2 separate regions of the Homo sapiens genome follow, and region 2 is linked to region 1. A link is a loop called in an ENCODE intact Hi-C map of the cell type or tissue named here. Cell type or tissue: PC-3. All regions are shown on one strand.

What was found. A loop is a pair of places that touch in the nucleus more often than their neighbours do. Peaks named below come from ENCODE experiments on the same cell type or tissue, not always from the same donor. Only the 100,000 strongest peaks of a DNase experiment are listed, where the experiment ranks them.
Region 2: a loop joins it to region 1, with 6 times the contacts of the local background. A loop is called at or near these places in 5 of 110 quality-filtered maps.

Annotation. Positions count from the first base shown.
Region 1 is chr12:119,776,235-119,784,234 of GRCh38, forward strand. It overlaps CIT (citron rho-interacting serine/threonine kinase), which reads right to left. Exons shown (of 48, transcript NM_001206999.2): 12 at 7,674-7,817; 13 at 6,284-6,403; 14 at 438-608; 15 at 124-174. Among named protein-coding and RNA genes, the nearest start is that of MIR1178, 67 kb to the left of the region's middle. In PC-3, CTCF peaks have their summits at 4,790 (motif pointing left) and 5,006; a DNase peak (open chromatin) is centred at 4,737; H3K27ac peaks cover 424 bases.
Region 2 is chr12:119,897,409-119,905,408 of GRCh38, forward strand. No RefSeq gene overlaps it. Among named protein-coding and RNA genes, the nearest start is that of CIT, 24 kb to the left of the region's middle. In PC-3, a CTCF peak has its summit at 4,833 (motif pointing left); a DNase peak (open chromatin) is centred at 4,813.

The sequences.
Region 1 (8,000 bases):
TCGAAGAGAGGTCTCTATTCATTGATGAAGAATACTCTTCATCAATGATGGGCCACTGATAATAACATGAAAAAAGTTATCTACCCAAAATATTAATAGCAAAACCAATCATGGAAAGTATACCTTCTCCAGTTTCGCATATTCTCCCACTTCAGGCTTCCCTTGATCCTTAGCCTGTAATTAAAAAGACACAACATATTGGGAAATCTCAACAACCTAAAAAAGTCGTGTAGACTACTTTCTTGGTCTCTGTGACCAAGATAATAATAGTAAATAAGAATAATGTTATCTTCTGTAAATAAAGACCAAGAGTTTTCCAAGGTATCCTACTATTTCTCAAACTAGGTTGTTTCTCATTAAACTAGGTTCTCCTTTTTCTTGCTAAGATCATGTACAATTTTACCCAAAAAGCACCCTCCTGGAGGGTGGCTGACTACCTTCAACAGTTTATGCTGACATTCTGTCGCTTTCCGCTTGAATTCTTCAGCAGCAAGCCGAGACTCTCTCAGCTCAGATTCGTAGAGATCACTCCGTCTTCTTGCTGAGACAAGATCCTCTTCCAACTGATTCATCATCAACCTCATTTCTTCCACTTGAGCCTGGTACTCCTAAAGAGCAGGCAATGAAATAAAAGAGAACTTTCGAACTCCGAAAAGAATAGACAGGCAGTGAGGATGGAAGAGTATTAACCACACAGGGAAGATGCACAGTGAAGAGAGACTGGCAAAGAAAAGACCTGGCCAGGTGCAGTGGCTCACGCCTGTAATCCCAGCACTTTGGGAGGCCAAGGCAGGTGGATCACCTGACGTCAGGAGTTCAAGACCATCCTGGCCAACATGGTGAAACACTGTCTCTGCTAAAAATACAAAAATTAGCTGGGTGTGGTGGTGCGGGCCTATAGTCCCAGCTACTTGGGAGGCTGAGGCAGGAGAATCGCTTGAACCCAGGAGGCAGAGGTTGCAGTGAGCCGAGATCGCGCCACTGCACTCCAGCCTGGGTGACAGGGCAAGACTCCGTCTCAAAAAAAAACAACCTACAGACCTAGAGACGAGGGGAGTAGAAAGATGGACCCAGAATGAGGCACCAAGTAGGCAAAGGTGAGAAGTGTAGGGTGAAGATGAGGGAGAAAAAAATATTAAACCTTAAAACTGTTTTGGCCGGGTGTTGTGGCTCATGCCTGTAATCCCAGAACTTTGGGAGGCTGAGGCAGGCGGATCACAAGGTCAGGAATTCGAGACCAGCATGGCCAACATGGTGAAATCCCGTCTCTACTAAAAACACAAAAATTAGCCAGGTGTGGTGGTGGACGCCTGTAATCCCAGCTAGTCAGGAGGCTGAGGCAGAAGAATCGCTTGGACCCGGGAGGCGGAGGTTGCAGTGAGCCGAGATCGCGCCACTGCACTCCAGCCTGGGTGACAGAGCAAGACTCCGTCTCAAAAAAACAAAAAAAAACAAAAAAAAACACTTTTAATGTAGAGCATATGTCATTAGCAAAACCACCGGGAACACACATGCAAATCACACCATACGAAATGCACAGAACCTTAAGGCCTAACACAGGAGAGCCAAAAGGGATGTTCTTTAAACAACAAGGATAAACTGCTTACATGTAGTTTTCCGCCAAGGGTAATCATTTATATAGACTTGTCCTTTAGAAGTCATGTGCTCCTAACACAAATTGGATATGGTACTAGTTTTAAAATTAACCTTTCAGACAGCACAAGAGGGTAATTGAAAATCTCAGTGGAAAGAATTCTGGAAGGTGAAACTCATCATGTCAGTTTCTCACCATTAATTTTTCTGGGCTCAAAACTGAATGATGACCGTAACATCACTCCTGCAATGCAAGTCACCCTGAAATCTGGAAGAGTCACAAAACACTGGCTTCGGTCAAAATAACTTGTGAGAAAAATTCCAAGGAAAGAACCTTCCTGTTCCCTTGAGCAAACCCTTTAAGTGATCCAAACAGCCCAACCTTTTCCAAAATGCATTTCTAAAATCAAAACATTTACATTGAAGTTTCTCAGAACTGGGCTCACCAAAAGAAATGGCCAGTGATTTTGAAAACTTTTGGACAAAGTATAAAAATATTCTGTGTTAGCAAAAATCAAGGCTAAGTATAAGGATTATGAATGAGCATTTATGTAATCCAAGGTGACTTGTGGGGTGAGGACGAGAGAGATACAAAACGAAATGAACAAGGAATTGAATCAAGAATGTCTTTAAAAATCACAATATTCAGTAACATCTCTGAGATCCACTCTCCCAAGAAATAATTGGTGAGGAATATTTGAATATTTCTCCCAAGAAATAATCGACTGAGCAAGGATATTCTTTTAACTGATAAATTGCAATTTTTGAATAACAGGGTATAAAGGAAACCTTTTATCCCATTGTAGCAGGTGACGCCCCCCCCCCAGAGCATATTAAAGGGGATGTGCTGCTCTTATGAAAATTGGATGGTTTCCATGCAAGCACACCTCTCCCTCTATTATCTGTAAAGGAGAAAGGAAAAAACAGCCCAAAATGGAACACGGGTCTCATTTCACTCTCTCCCACCCAAAAGCATACTGTTATTGAAGGTCAATCCTCAGAATCATGGGGCACACAGGTTTCCTGGGTCATGCATACTAAGCAGGCAATGCTGGATTATATAACCAAAGATCTTTATAACCTGCTCACAATTATCTAAACTCACAGGGCAGGCCGGGCATGGTGGTTCACGCCTGTAATCCCAGCACTTTGGGAGCCCGAGGTGGCGGATCACTTGAGGTTAGGAGTTCAAGACCAGCCTGGCCAACATAGTGAAACCCCATCTCTACAAAATATACAAAAATTAGCCAGACATGGTGGTGAGCACCTGTAATCCCAGCTACTTGGAAGGCTGAGACAGGAGAACTGCTTGAACCTGGGAGGCAGAGGTTGCAGTGAGCTGAGATTACACCACTGCCCTCCAGCCTGGGTGACAGAGCAAGACTCTATCTCAAATTAATTAATTAATTAATTAATTCACAGGCCAGAACATGAGCTGTATGTGAAATGGAATATCGGTTTTTCTGGACCCCCTCAAGCAGAGCCATATTATGGCTTTCATAACTGTGAGCACTGAGCCTGTCTTGCCTTCCTCCATAAAAATTAAAATTAAAAATTACATTTTACAGTTGTGCTCCTATAAATACAAAAATATTAACATCATCTATGAAAACAGTGTCTTTGACCTAAGCCCAACTTTTTTCTTCTGATGAAAAAATTAAAACATTTTGTGAGACCCTAAAAGTAAAGTGGTCCCTAGATACCGTGCCTGCTAGAGCTAATGGGAAAGCCAGTCCTGGCTACAGGCATGGACACCAAATCTTGAGCATCTTTTGTCCTCAAGCTCACTTTTCTTTCTTGAATTTATGTCGGCGAGAAGGGAATGTAATTTTTGTGTTTTGTCAAGAGCAAGGACAGAGTGTCTGTTCCTTCCCCCCAACATCTCTCTTCCCTGAGCTGTCAGCACATAAGAGGGAGGAAGGCAGGAATCAGGCAACCACTCTGTCAGCTCTCCAAGCTCTCGGGGCACCCAGTCTCCTACAAGCATCAAAAGAAAATTCTAACTCATTTGTGGATCCTTTGATATTGTGCAGGATACTTCAAGGAAATCCTATAAATCTAGCAGCTAACCAAATCCCTGCTTCAGGAAAAACCTGAGAGGTGATCATCAGGTCTGTTTGCAAGATCAGCTGAGAGAGAGCTGTGGTATCTCAGGATGGAATGAAAGACTGGTAGGTGTGAGTCAGGTCAGGATGGGGAACTGCAGACAGGTTTCAAGGCCCACCTAACGCAAGTCTTCTGAATGGAGCTTCAGAATTTTGTGGGGAGGAAGGATCAGGTATGATGCAATTCACTCAGAAACCATGGAACACAAGTGACTTTTGTGTTACCCACACTTTTGTCTCCTTTCCTGAGTAGGGGAGCAAGGAAGAAGCTGAAATTGCTAGTAATGATCTAGGAATCAAATTTCACATGAGTCTTTGAGGTGTTTTTCTTTTAAACCAAATCTAAATATTCTAGAGGGGGTAGCTAGGTGGAAGTAAAATATTTTTTAAAAAAATGAAGAGCCGGCCAGGTGCAGTGGCTCATGCCTGTAATCTCAGCACTTTGGGAGGCCAAGGCGGGCAGATCAGGAGGTCAGGAGTTCGAGACCAGCCTGACAAACATGGTGAAACCCCATCTCTACTAAAAACACAAAAATTAGCTGGGTGTGGCGGCGTGCACCTGTAGTCCCAGCTACTCAGGAGGCTGAGGCAGGAGAATCACTTGAACCCAGGAGGTGGAGGCTGCAGTGAGCCGAAACTGCACCACTGCACTCCAGCCTGGGTGACAGAGCGAGACTCCATCTCAAAAAAATAAAGAGCGATATAGAAAGTTAGATTTTTAAGAGAAAGATCAGGGAATAAATCCCAAGTCTAGAAAAAATCAATATGCCACAAACTAAATACTGAAAGTTTGCTGCAAGCATTAAAAGCTTTCTCCCAGTCTGCAAACATCCTGCTCTCACAAAACTTACCAAAAGTCATAAAATAAATCCTTGTTCCGATGAAAAATCAAATCTGAAACCACGTTTCTTCCCCACAATGGAACTTTTAGCAGTCATTAAATCTAAGACTCCACATGCATGCCAACTGTGGTATGAATCATAAAAGACGTGTCTTTGAACTCGGCCACCAACATACACCTTTTCAAAACGTCCTGATAATTCCGTTTCTAAGGAATCTATGGACACCAGCTGCTCCCTCTGGTGGCCAAACACAGCTTTCATTTCCCCAGGATGTCACCAAAAGTAAATTTCCAGGTATGTTGAACTAATGGGAGAAAATGATTCCTACCTCTTGAAACTTTTAGGATGAAAAACTATGTTGATAAAAGGAGCATGAGTCAACTGTCAAAGCAGATTTCTCAAAGCCAATGTGCAGCCTTCAAAACCTCTAAGACTGCATTATTCAGAGATCTGATGATCCTTTACAGGGTTTCCGTCCTATGCACGTTTATTTATAATGTTTTTATCAAGCAACAGAATATTAACTGATCACAACTTTAAAATATTCAGATGATAAATATGCCAACAAAACTCCAAAGACAGTAATTCTTTTTTTAAAGAGTAATTAATGGATAGAGTTATTTGCAGAAGTTTCTTGCATTAGCTCCAGCCAGATGGCTAAGTTTGTGCTACCCAGAGACAGAAATGTTCATTTCTATCAGTGTTTCCATTAGATTTTCTGAAGTGAATGAGAGTTGCCTGGCAGCTGATAGTTCAGCTCTCCAATTGCTCATTGCCATCTCTTCATTAAAGTCTCTATTTACAGTTTTTCAAAAGACACAAAAATCCATGCTAAAAAGGAAACAATGAGGCAATACAAAAATGAGCCATTTAGAAAGAAAACCCGTTTAGAAAGAAAAAAAAGAGTGGGCTTTTTAAAGGTCTCGATTCTCCTTTCTGAAAACACAGGGGACAGCCTTCTGCACTCAGATAGGCAGTGTTAATCCTGACTTGACCTTGACCAGAATGGTTCAAATTTCTCTTCTAGAATATTTCTTTATGTAAGTAAAACTATGAATTAGCCTGGCTTCACTCAAAAACTTAAAAGTGCATCTGAGAAGCTATTAAAACATTTAATTGTTTTTAACCATCTAAAGCAGGGATTGGCAAACTTTTGCTGTAAGAAGCCAGATAGTAAGTAGTTTCAGCTTTGCAGGCCACATGGTCTCTGTAACAACCACTCACCTCTGACTCTGTAGCCTGAAAGCAGCCAGGGCCGATATGCAAATTACCAAGCATGGCTGTGTTCCAAAAAAAAAACACTTTATTTATGGAGACTGAAATTTGAATTTCATATAAATTTCAAATGTCATGAAATATTGTTTTACTTTTGATTTTTTTTCCAACTGTTTAAAAACGTAACCCCATTCTTAGCTTGTGGGCCATAGAAAATAGGTGTTGGACCAGCTTTGCCCCACAGGCTGAAGTCTGCCCACTCTTGCTCTAAACCTACATCTTTATTTTTAAAAGCAGACATTATGGGGTATCAGCTTCAAAAGGAGCTGGAACAAGCATTCTATGATGTATATAAATTATGAGAAATCTGAAGTTTCTGAATGACCTACATACCTGTCTCTCTTCCACTCTGCCCCCACCCTTTCTCTCTCTCCCTTTCTTCCTATTTCTCTCTCAAACACGCCTCTCCTGAAATTAGAGGTCCAAGCAAGCCGAGATGCTGCTGTGCTCCCAGGCAAGCAGGCCTACCTGCTCTTTGATTTCTTGGAGCTTCCGGCTCTGCTCTCTGATATCATGGAGAAGCTGCAGTGCTTTGTCATCCTCCTGGGACACCTCCATCCGTGCTTGCTCCAAACTTCGCTTTAAGCTCTGCAGAAAGCAAAAATTTTAATAGGGATGCCCTGTGGATCCTGCTTTGTTTGAAAAGACTCATTAAGAGAGCTGCAAGCTGCTTCGCAGACACCAGGACAGTTTCGAGTGACGGACCACAGTTCACAACTTCCAGTTGGTTGCCGACTCCGGTTTCCATCCTGTAAAACCCCTTGGTTCAAGAAACATCATCTCAACCTGGTGACCTTAGGGATCCAGCCGGAAACTGCATCAGCCTGTCTCCTGCCACCATCTACCTGTCCTAGGAGATACTTACTTGCATGTTCAGGACTAAAACCTATTAAGACCCAGTAGCTATTACAGCCACCATGTGGATAGCTACAAAGTGTTTTCTACAGTTATTTGTGGGCCCTAAAGTACATATGCCTCTTTCAAAGTAGCAATGACTTCATATCCTCTGCCCAGTTGTCATTTAAGACTCCAAGTGGTCTATTTCTACCTCCTGGCTTATTTTTCCTGGACACCTTTCATCCATAAGAATCCCTTAATGCTTCAATGGCACTGAAATCTATATCTGAAATACATAGCTGAATAACTTCACCCACCACTGAAAGGCAGCCAAGTCTGGAATGGAAACATAGCAGTTATTCTTAATCAGCCACGTTCTATAGATTTCCTCTCCCTTGTGAAAAAAACTTTAGAAATGTGTGATTCAACTTCTTGAGACTGTTTAATTGGGCACATTAAAAAACACCTGAATGAAAAATTTAACAAGACAATGGAGAAGAAGACAGTCTACTCTTGTGAAGGAAAGAAAAAATGAAAGTCACATGGTAAATAATGACAGAGGGTCTGGGTTTTCAAGGCTATTTTCTTGTCACTACACTGGTTCTGGCCAATGGAAAATTTGATGTCAGGAAGATTGAAAGTAAGTTTTCTTGTACATAGTTGGGAGTCTGGTTCTCAAGGCTGCTCATGTCAGACACAACGCAGACCACAGAGGCTGGGATGGGAGATGTTAAGATCTTTTGCAACTTGCGGCAAAGATGGATTACTCCCATCTCCAGACTCCATGGTACCAGCCGTCTACCTGCACTTTCTGCTGGAAATGAGTCCAATCTCATTTCTTGGGGACCTTACGCCTGGCTCTCACTACTCTGCAAAACACAGATCTTGCTTTTGTGCTCTCCCTCTCTCTACTCTCTGCCATTGGCTGTGATGTGCCTCATGGAGCCATCATGAAACAGGATGAGACACACACAACAGGAAGTGCCACCTCCAAGGGAAGGGGGCTTCAGGGAAGGCTCACACTGCATTCTGTGATGTAGGTAGCAAGGTCCTGCTCCAGGAGGGATCTCTGAGTCTCAGAGGCCTTCAGCTCCACCTCCTTCTGACTAAGCACAGCCTCCACCTCTGACACTCTCCGATGTAACCGGGTCATTTCCTGCTCCATCTGAAATAAACACATCGACAGGTTAAAAAGGCCCGTGGAGGTTCATTAGGAGCAATCACATCTCAAGTAGCCTCCGAAACCACCTGGTGGTCTGGGCTAAGGCTAATTCGCCAAAAGTTAAGTTGGGATGGAAATACCATTGTTTCTTCGCCCAGGAGCGCACAGTTCTTCGTTAAGGACAGT
Region 2 (8,000 bases), 120 kb after region 1:
CATCCGCTTTTTCATTTATTTACTTATTTTTGGGCAATATGTACATTTACATAGTTCAAACTCAAAAGGCACATCCAAAGAGAATATCTCCCTCCAGACTACCATTTCCTCTTCATGGAGGTATCAATGAACGACTTTTATGTGATTCCTCCCAGAATTACATTCCATAGAAAAACCACATATTTGACCAGGCGCAGTGTCTCATGCCTGTAATCCCAGCACTTTGAGAGGCCGAGGAGGGAGGACTGCTTGAGTCTAGGAGTTTGAGACCAGCCTGGGCAATATACCAAGACCTCATCTCTACTAAAAATAAAAAAAATTACCAGACGTATTGGTTTTCGCCTATAATCCCAGCTACTCAGGAGGCTGAGTCAGGAGAATCGCTTGAACCTAGGAGGCAGAAGTTTCAGTGAGCCGAGATTGCACCATTGCACCCCAGCCTGAGTGACAAGAGCAAAACTCTGTCTCAAAAAAAAAAAAAAAATAACATAATGAAATCCTGTCTCTACTAAAAATACAAAAATTAGCCAGGCATGGTGGCGTGTGCCTGTAGACCCAGCTACTCAGCAGGCTGAGGTGGAGGAGGATCACTTGAGCCAAGAGTTGGAGTCTGCAGTGAGCTGTGATCATGCCATTGCACTTCAACCTGGGCGACAGAGTGAGACCCTGACTAAAAAAAAAAATATATATATATATATATATATGGCAACTCTATTACTACATAAAGAGCTTCTAGCTTTCTTCCTGCTTTATTTCCTTCTTTTTTTGGGGGGGGCGGGGGGGTCAGAGTCTCTCTCTGTCACCCAGGCTGGAGTGCAGAGGCATGATCATGGCTCACTGCGACTTCCTGAGCTCAGGCAATCCACCCACCTTAGCCTCCTGAGTAGCTGGGACTTCAGGCACCTGCCACGACAACCAAATAATTTTTGTGTTTTTTTGTAGAGGCGTGGTCTTGCTATGTTACCCAGGCTAGTCTTGAACCCCTGGGCTCAAGCGATCCTCCTGCCTCAGCCTCTGATAGTGCTACAATTTATTTATCTTTTATAGCTGCATAGTATTCCATGGAATGGTTGTATCAAACTTTATTTAATCAGCCTAAAAATGATGGGCATTTAGGTTGTCTCTAATGTATCGCTACATCAAACAATGCTGCAAAGAGTGACTTTTATGTATGTTTCACACGTGCAAGTTTATCTGTATGATAATTTTTTTTATTATACTTTAAGTTTTAGGGTACATGTGCACAATGTGCAGGTTAGTTACATATGTATACATGTGCCATGTTGGTGTGCTGCACCCATTAACTCATCATTTAGCATTAGGTGTATCTCCTAATGCTATCCCTCCCCCCTCCACCCACCCCCACAACAGGCCCCGGTGTGTGATGTTCCCCTTCCTGTGTCCATGTGTTCTCATTGTTCAATTCCCACCAATGAGTGAGAACATGTGGTGTTTGGTTTTTTGTCCTTGCAATAGTTTGCTGAGAATGATGGTTTCCAGCTTCATCCATGTCCCTACAAAGGACATGAACTCATCATTTTTTATGGCTGCATAGTATTCCATGGTGTATATGTGCCACATTTTCTTAATCCAGTCTATCATTGTTGGACATTTGGGTTGGTTCCAACTCTTTGCTATTGTGAATAGTGCCGCAATAAACATACGTGTGCATGTGTCTTTATAGCAGCATGATTTATAATCCTTTGGGTATATACCCAGTAATAGGATGGCTGGGTTGAATGGTATTTAAAAAGTCAGGAAACAACAGGTGCTGGAGAGGATGCGGAGAAATAGGAACACTTTTACACTGTTGGTGGGACTGTAAACTAGTTCAACCATTGTGGAAGTCAGTGTGGCGATTCCTCAGGGATCTAGAACTAGAAATACCATTAGACCCTGTATGATAAATTTTTAAGTGCAATTTCGCTGGGTCAGATGTTCTCTTCAGCATAGTTTGGTAGATGAAAATGCCCTCCAGAGGGGCAGTACTAGTTTATAGCCCTACTAGAGTTGTACAAAGCTGCCTTTTATTCATCTTTACTGATGCAGCATGTTATTTAAATGTGTTGTCTATGCTATGTGATAGATGAAAAAAATGCTATCTCAGTATAGTTTTAGTTGAGCATCTTTTCATGTATTTAAAAGCCATTTGTATTTCTTTTCTCTTTGTTTTTGATTGTTTTGATTGTTTGTTTGTTTTTCAAGACAGGGTCTCAGTCTGTCACCCAGGCAGGAATGCAGTGGCACCATCTCAGTTTACTGCAGCCTCAACTTCCCACGCTCAGGTGATCCTCATGCCTCAGCCTCCCGAGTAGCTTGAACTACCAGCATGCACCATCATGGCCGGCTAAATTTTGTACTTTTTGTAGAGATGGAGTTTCACCATATTGCCCAGGCTGGTCTCAAACTCCTGGCTCAAGCGATCTGCCCACCTTGGTGTATTTTGATTATAGGCTTTTACATCCAACTGCAAGTTAGCTAATAAAATGTCAGGAGCAGCTTTCTTAGCCAAGAACAAATATCAGAGGGCATAGCTTTATTAATATTTTTTTCTTTTTTTTTTTTTTTTTAGATGGAGTCTTACTTGTTGCCCAGGCTGGAGAGCAGCGGCGCGATCTCGGCTCACTGCAACCTCCACCACCCAGGTTCAAGTGATTCTCCTGCCTCAGCCTCCCAAGTAGCTGGGATTACAGACACATGGCACCACACCTGGCTAACTTTTGTTTTTTGTTTGTTTGTTTTGTTTGTTTGTTTGTTTTGAGACGGAGTCTCTCTCTGTCGCCCAGGCTGGAGTGCAGTGGCACGATCTTGGCTCACTGCAAGCTCCGCCTCCCAGGTTCACGCCCATTCTCCTGCCTCAGCCTCCTGAGTAGCTGGGACTACAGGTGCCGGCCTAATTTTTTGTGTTTTTAGTAGAGACGGGGTTTCACCATGTTAGCCAGGATAGTCTCGATCTCCTGACCTCGTGATCCACCCGCCTCAGCCTCCCAAAGTGCTGGGATTACAGGCGTGAGCCACCGCGCCGGGCCTGTATTTTTTTTTTCAGTAGAGACGGAGTTTCACCATGTTGGCCAGCTATTTATTTATTTTTATTGTGGTAAAATATACACAGCATAATTTTTTCATTTAACTATTCTTTATTTTTTTACTTTTATTTTTGAGACGGAGTCTCGCTCTGTCACCCAGGCTGGAGTGCAGTGGCGCGACCTCGGCTCACTGCAACCTCCGCCTCCCGGGTTCAAGCGATTCTCCTGCCTCAGCCTCCCGAGTGGCTGGGATTACAGGCCGGCGCCACCACACCCAGCTAATTTTTGTATTTTTTGTATAGACATTAGTTTTGCCAGGCTGGTCTGGAACTCTGACTTCAGATGATCTGCCAGCCTCGGCCTCCCAAAGTGCTGGGATTACAGGCGTGAGCCACTGTGCCTGGCCTATTTAACTATTCTTTAGCATACAGTTCAGTAGCATTAAGTACATTCATAACGTGCAATGAATCATGATCACTGCCTATTTTCAGAACTTTGTCATCATCCCAAACAAACTCTGTACCTATTAAACTACATCTTTTCATTTTCCCTCGGCAACATCCGTTCTGCTTTCTGTTTTTTTGTTGTTGTTGTTGTTGTTTTTGTTTGTTTTTTAAACTGAGTCTCCCTCTCACTCTGTCACCCAGGATGGAGTGCAATGTCACAATCTTGGCTCACTGCAACCTGTAACTCCTGGGTTCAAGTGATTCTCCTGCCTCAGCCTCCCAAGTAGCTGGGATTATAGGCGTGCACCAGCACCCCTGGCTAATTTTTGTATTTTTAGTAGAGACAGGGTTTCACCATGTTGGCCAGGCTGGTCTCGAACTCCTGACCTCAAGTGATCTGCCCGCCTCGGCCTCCCAAAGTGCTGAGATTACAGTCGTGAGCCACCGCACCCAGCCTCTGCTTTCTTAACCTCTATTCTACTTTCTGTATCTATGAATTTGCCCATTTTAGGCACCTCATATAAGTGGAATGATATCATACAGCAGCCCTTCGTGCCTGGCTGATTTCGCTTAGCATGTTTTCAAGGTTCATCCATGTTGTAACATGTATTAGGACTTCATTCCATGTATGACTGAATAATATTCCATTGCATGTATATGCCACATGTTGTTTATCCATTCATCTGTTCATAAACACGTGGGTTGCTTCTGTTTTCTGAAAGAATGTTGGTGTACAAATATCTGAGTCCCTGCTTTCCATTCTTTGGGGTATATTTACATACGTAGGAGTGGATCATACGTCACTTCTGTTTCCTTTTTGAAGAACCACCAAACTGTTTCTCAAAGTGGCTGCACCATTTGAAATTCCCACCACTAACGAATCAGGGCTTCAAATTCTCCACACTCTAACCAACACTTAAATTATTTTCCATTTTATATATATATAAAACAATAAATATAAATAATATATAATATAATTACATTATATAATAATATATTATAAATTATATATTTTATATATTATAAATAATATATATTTTTCCATTTAATATCTATATTATATTATATATAATAGCCATCCTAATAGGGATGAAGTGGCATTTCATTGTGTCTTTTTAATTTCCTTGTTTAGCAATGTAAATTTTTCCTATGGAATGTAAGCAATTTTCTAGATCACATTCATTCCACACTACCTAATGAGCACCTGTACTTCTCTTCCAAATAGCCTTTTTAGAGTCCTGCCCTGGAAATTACTTCCGTTAGTTGCTTCCTTATCTTTAAACCATCTAAAGCACCATTGCTTGGTTTAGCATTTTACCTCCTCGAAGCAGAAGCGCTATCTAGTGGCCCAATAGAGTAGCTGCAGGGGCAGCCCCCATTTTCACTAGTGCCTGTCTTAGTAACAAGGTCCTTGATATGCTTTATCTGGTGCTGCTGATCTGGCAGTGCCATGAAAGTCGACATCCAAGTCTGACTCAGAGAGGGATGTCTCTACAAAGATGAGATAGATGGGCTTTCGCCCCAAATGACAATGTCTTCTCTGGTCTTAATTGCACCATTCCTAAAACAGGGATGATAGAAATACAGTTGACATTGTAAAAGCAACTGGTTAAATATTATGTCCAAAAAAACCCCCAATTTATTATTTTTCCAGTCTCTTCCTTCAACCATTCTCTATGGAACCTTCCTTTTCCACCCTTAAGAGACATCCCTAGCAAACGCTGTGGCTTTCATGTCCTCAACTTTCCCAAAGTGCCCCCACCCCACCCCCTTTATTTGAGATACGATCTTGCTCTGTTGCCCAAGTTGGAATGCAGCAGTGTGATCACAGCTCACTGCAGCCTCGACCTCCCAAAGCTCAAACAATTCTCTCCTCTCAGCCTCCCGAGTAGCTGGGACTACAGGCACACGCCACCACTCCTAGCTAATTTTTAAATATTTTTTGTAGAGGTGGGATCTCCCTTTGTTATCCAGGCTGATCTAGAACTCCTGGGTTCAAGCGATCCTCCTGCCTTGGCCTCCCAAAGTGCTGGGATTACAGGCATGAGCCATTGCCCCAGCCCCAAAGGCTCTGATAGTGTGTCTGATGCATCATCTCCTACTCCCCTCCCCGATAAGCCCAGCTTTGGAGTGGGGGGAAAGAATGATCTGTGGGGAGTGGTCTGCTCTCACATGCTTGCCCCACCCTCCTTCGTTCAAAGCTCCTCTGATGCTTGGGGCAGAGACTAGAAATAAAGGAAAAGGGCCACACCTTGTACAATTTTCTGACATAGGAAATGGACTCTTGCTTGGACTTTTCCAATTACCCTTCTCTCAGCTAAGCTCCAGGGAGTCCACTTAATTCATTCTTGTCCCACCCAACATCAGGAGTTCAAGCTTTCTCATTTCGCCTCCTCTCTCTGTCTCTCTACCCCTGTACCCCAACCATCTGCCTCCCGTTTTTCTCCCTTTCCTCAGAGATTACACGTATAAGAAAAAGGAGTATCACTCTTAGAAAAGGAGATCACAGCCCGGGAAGGCTGAGGCAGGAGGATTGCCTGAGTCCAGGAGTTGGAGACCAGCCTGTGCAACAAAGTGAGACCATCTACCCGACCCCACCTTCTCTACAAAAAAATTAAGAATTAGCCAGGTGGGGTGGCGTGCACTTGTAGACCAGGCATTCCAAATGATAGCCCAATATAAGATGAATGCACATACACACAAAATCAATAGCTTTCCATTACACTAGTAACAACCATTGAGCTAATGTTAAAGAGAAATTATTCTCCTCCAGTAACAACAAACTATCCAGTTCCTAGAAATCAACACAATAAGAAAAGGGCAAGGGGTTCATAAAGAAAACCGCAAAGCTTGACTACAGACTTACAAACAAGGCCTGAGTAAGAAAAGACAGGGATGATCTGTTCCTAAATAAGAAGTGCCAATGTTGTAAGATTCCTTTTCTTCCCAATTTAACATAAAAAGGAAAAGCAGAATAAATAAATGGTGGTGTATCCATACAGTGCAGTTCTACTCAACATTAAGAAGGTATGTGCGGCCAGGCACGGTGGCTCATGCCTGTAATCCTAGCACTTTGGGAGGCCAAGGCAGGCGGATCACCCGAGATTAGGAGTTCGAGACCAGCCTGGCCAACATGGTGAAGCCCCATCTCTACTAAAAATACAAAAATTAGCTGGGCGTGGTGGTGCACGCCTGTAATCCTAGCTACTCAGGAGGCTGAGGCAGAAGAATCACATAAACCCTGGAGGTGCAGATTGCAGTGAGCTAAGATCGTGCCACTGTACTCCAGCCTGGGTGACAGAGTGAGACTCTGTCTCAAAAAAAAAAAAAAAAAAAGAAGGTATGTACTATTGATACAAACAATACAATAAATGAAAATAAGTGAATCTCAAAACCATTAGGCTGAGTGAAAGAAGCCAGATTCAGAAGAGAGCACAAAACCGAAGGCAGTGGCTCATGCTTGTAATCCCACCACTTTGGGAGGCCAAGGCAGGAGGATTGCTTGAGCCCAGGAGTTTGAGACTAGCATGGGCAATATTGTGAGACCCCGTATCTACAAAAAATAAAATAAAAATTAGCTGGGCATGGTGGCATGCACTTGTAGTCCCAGCTACTCGGGAGGCTGAGATAGGAGGATCCCTTGGGCCTGGGAGGTTGAGGTTGCAGTAAGCTATGATCACACCACTGCACTCCAGCCTGAGTACCAAAGTGAGACTCTGTCTCAAAAAAACAACAGCAACAAACAACAAAAGAATACATGCTGTATGATTGCATTTATATAAAATTCTAGAGAGGGGAAAAAATGACGGCAGCTAGAGTTGGGGATGAAGGTAAGGATTAATTGCAAAAGGATCTCCAGGGGTCTAACAAGAATGTTCTATAGCTTAATTGCATTGGCGGTGACATGGCGTATACATTTGTCAAAACTCATCTAAATATAGCCCTAAAATGGTGCATTTTATTGTATGTAAATTATGGCTCAATAAAGTGGGAAAAAATAAAATGTAATTCAAATTGAAATGTGGGCAGGCATAGTTGCTCATGCCTGTAATCCCAGCACTTTGGGAGGCTGAGGTGGGCAGATCACCTGGGGTCAGGAGTTCGAGACCAGCCTGACCAACATGCAGAAACCCCATCTCTACTAAAAAATACAAAAATTACTTGGGCATGGTAGCTCATGCCTGTAGTCCCAGCTACTCAGGAGGTGGAGGCATGAGAATCGCTTGAACCCGGGAGCTGGAGGTTGCAGTGAGCCAAGATCGTACCACTGCACTCCAGCCTGGGCAACAGAGTGAGACACTATCTCAATTAAAAAAAAAAAAAATGGCCAGGCTCAGTGGCTCAAGCCTGTAATCCCAGCACTTAGGGAGGCCCAGGCGGGCAGATCACGAGGTCAGGAGTTCAAGACCAGCCTGACCAACATGATGAAACCCCGTCTCTGCTACAAATACAAAAATTAGCCAGGCATGGTGGCGTGTGCGTACAATCCCAGCTATGCAGGAGGCTGAGGCAGGAGAATTGCTTGAAG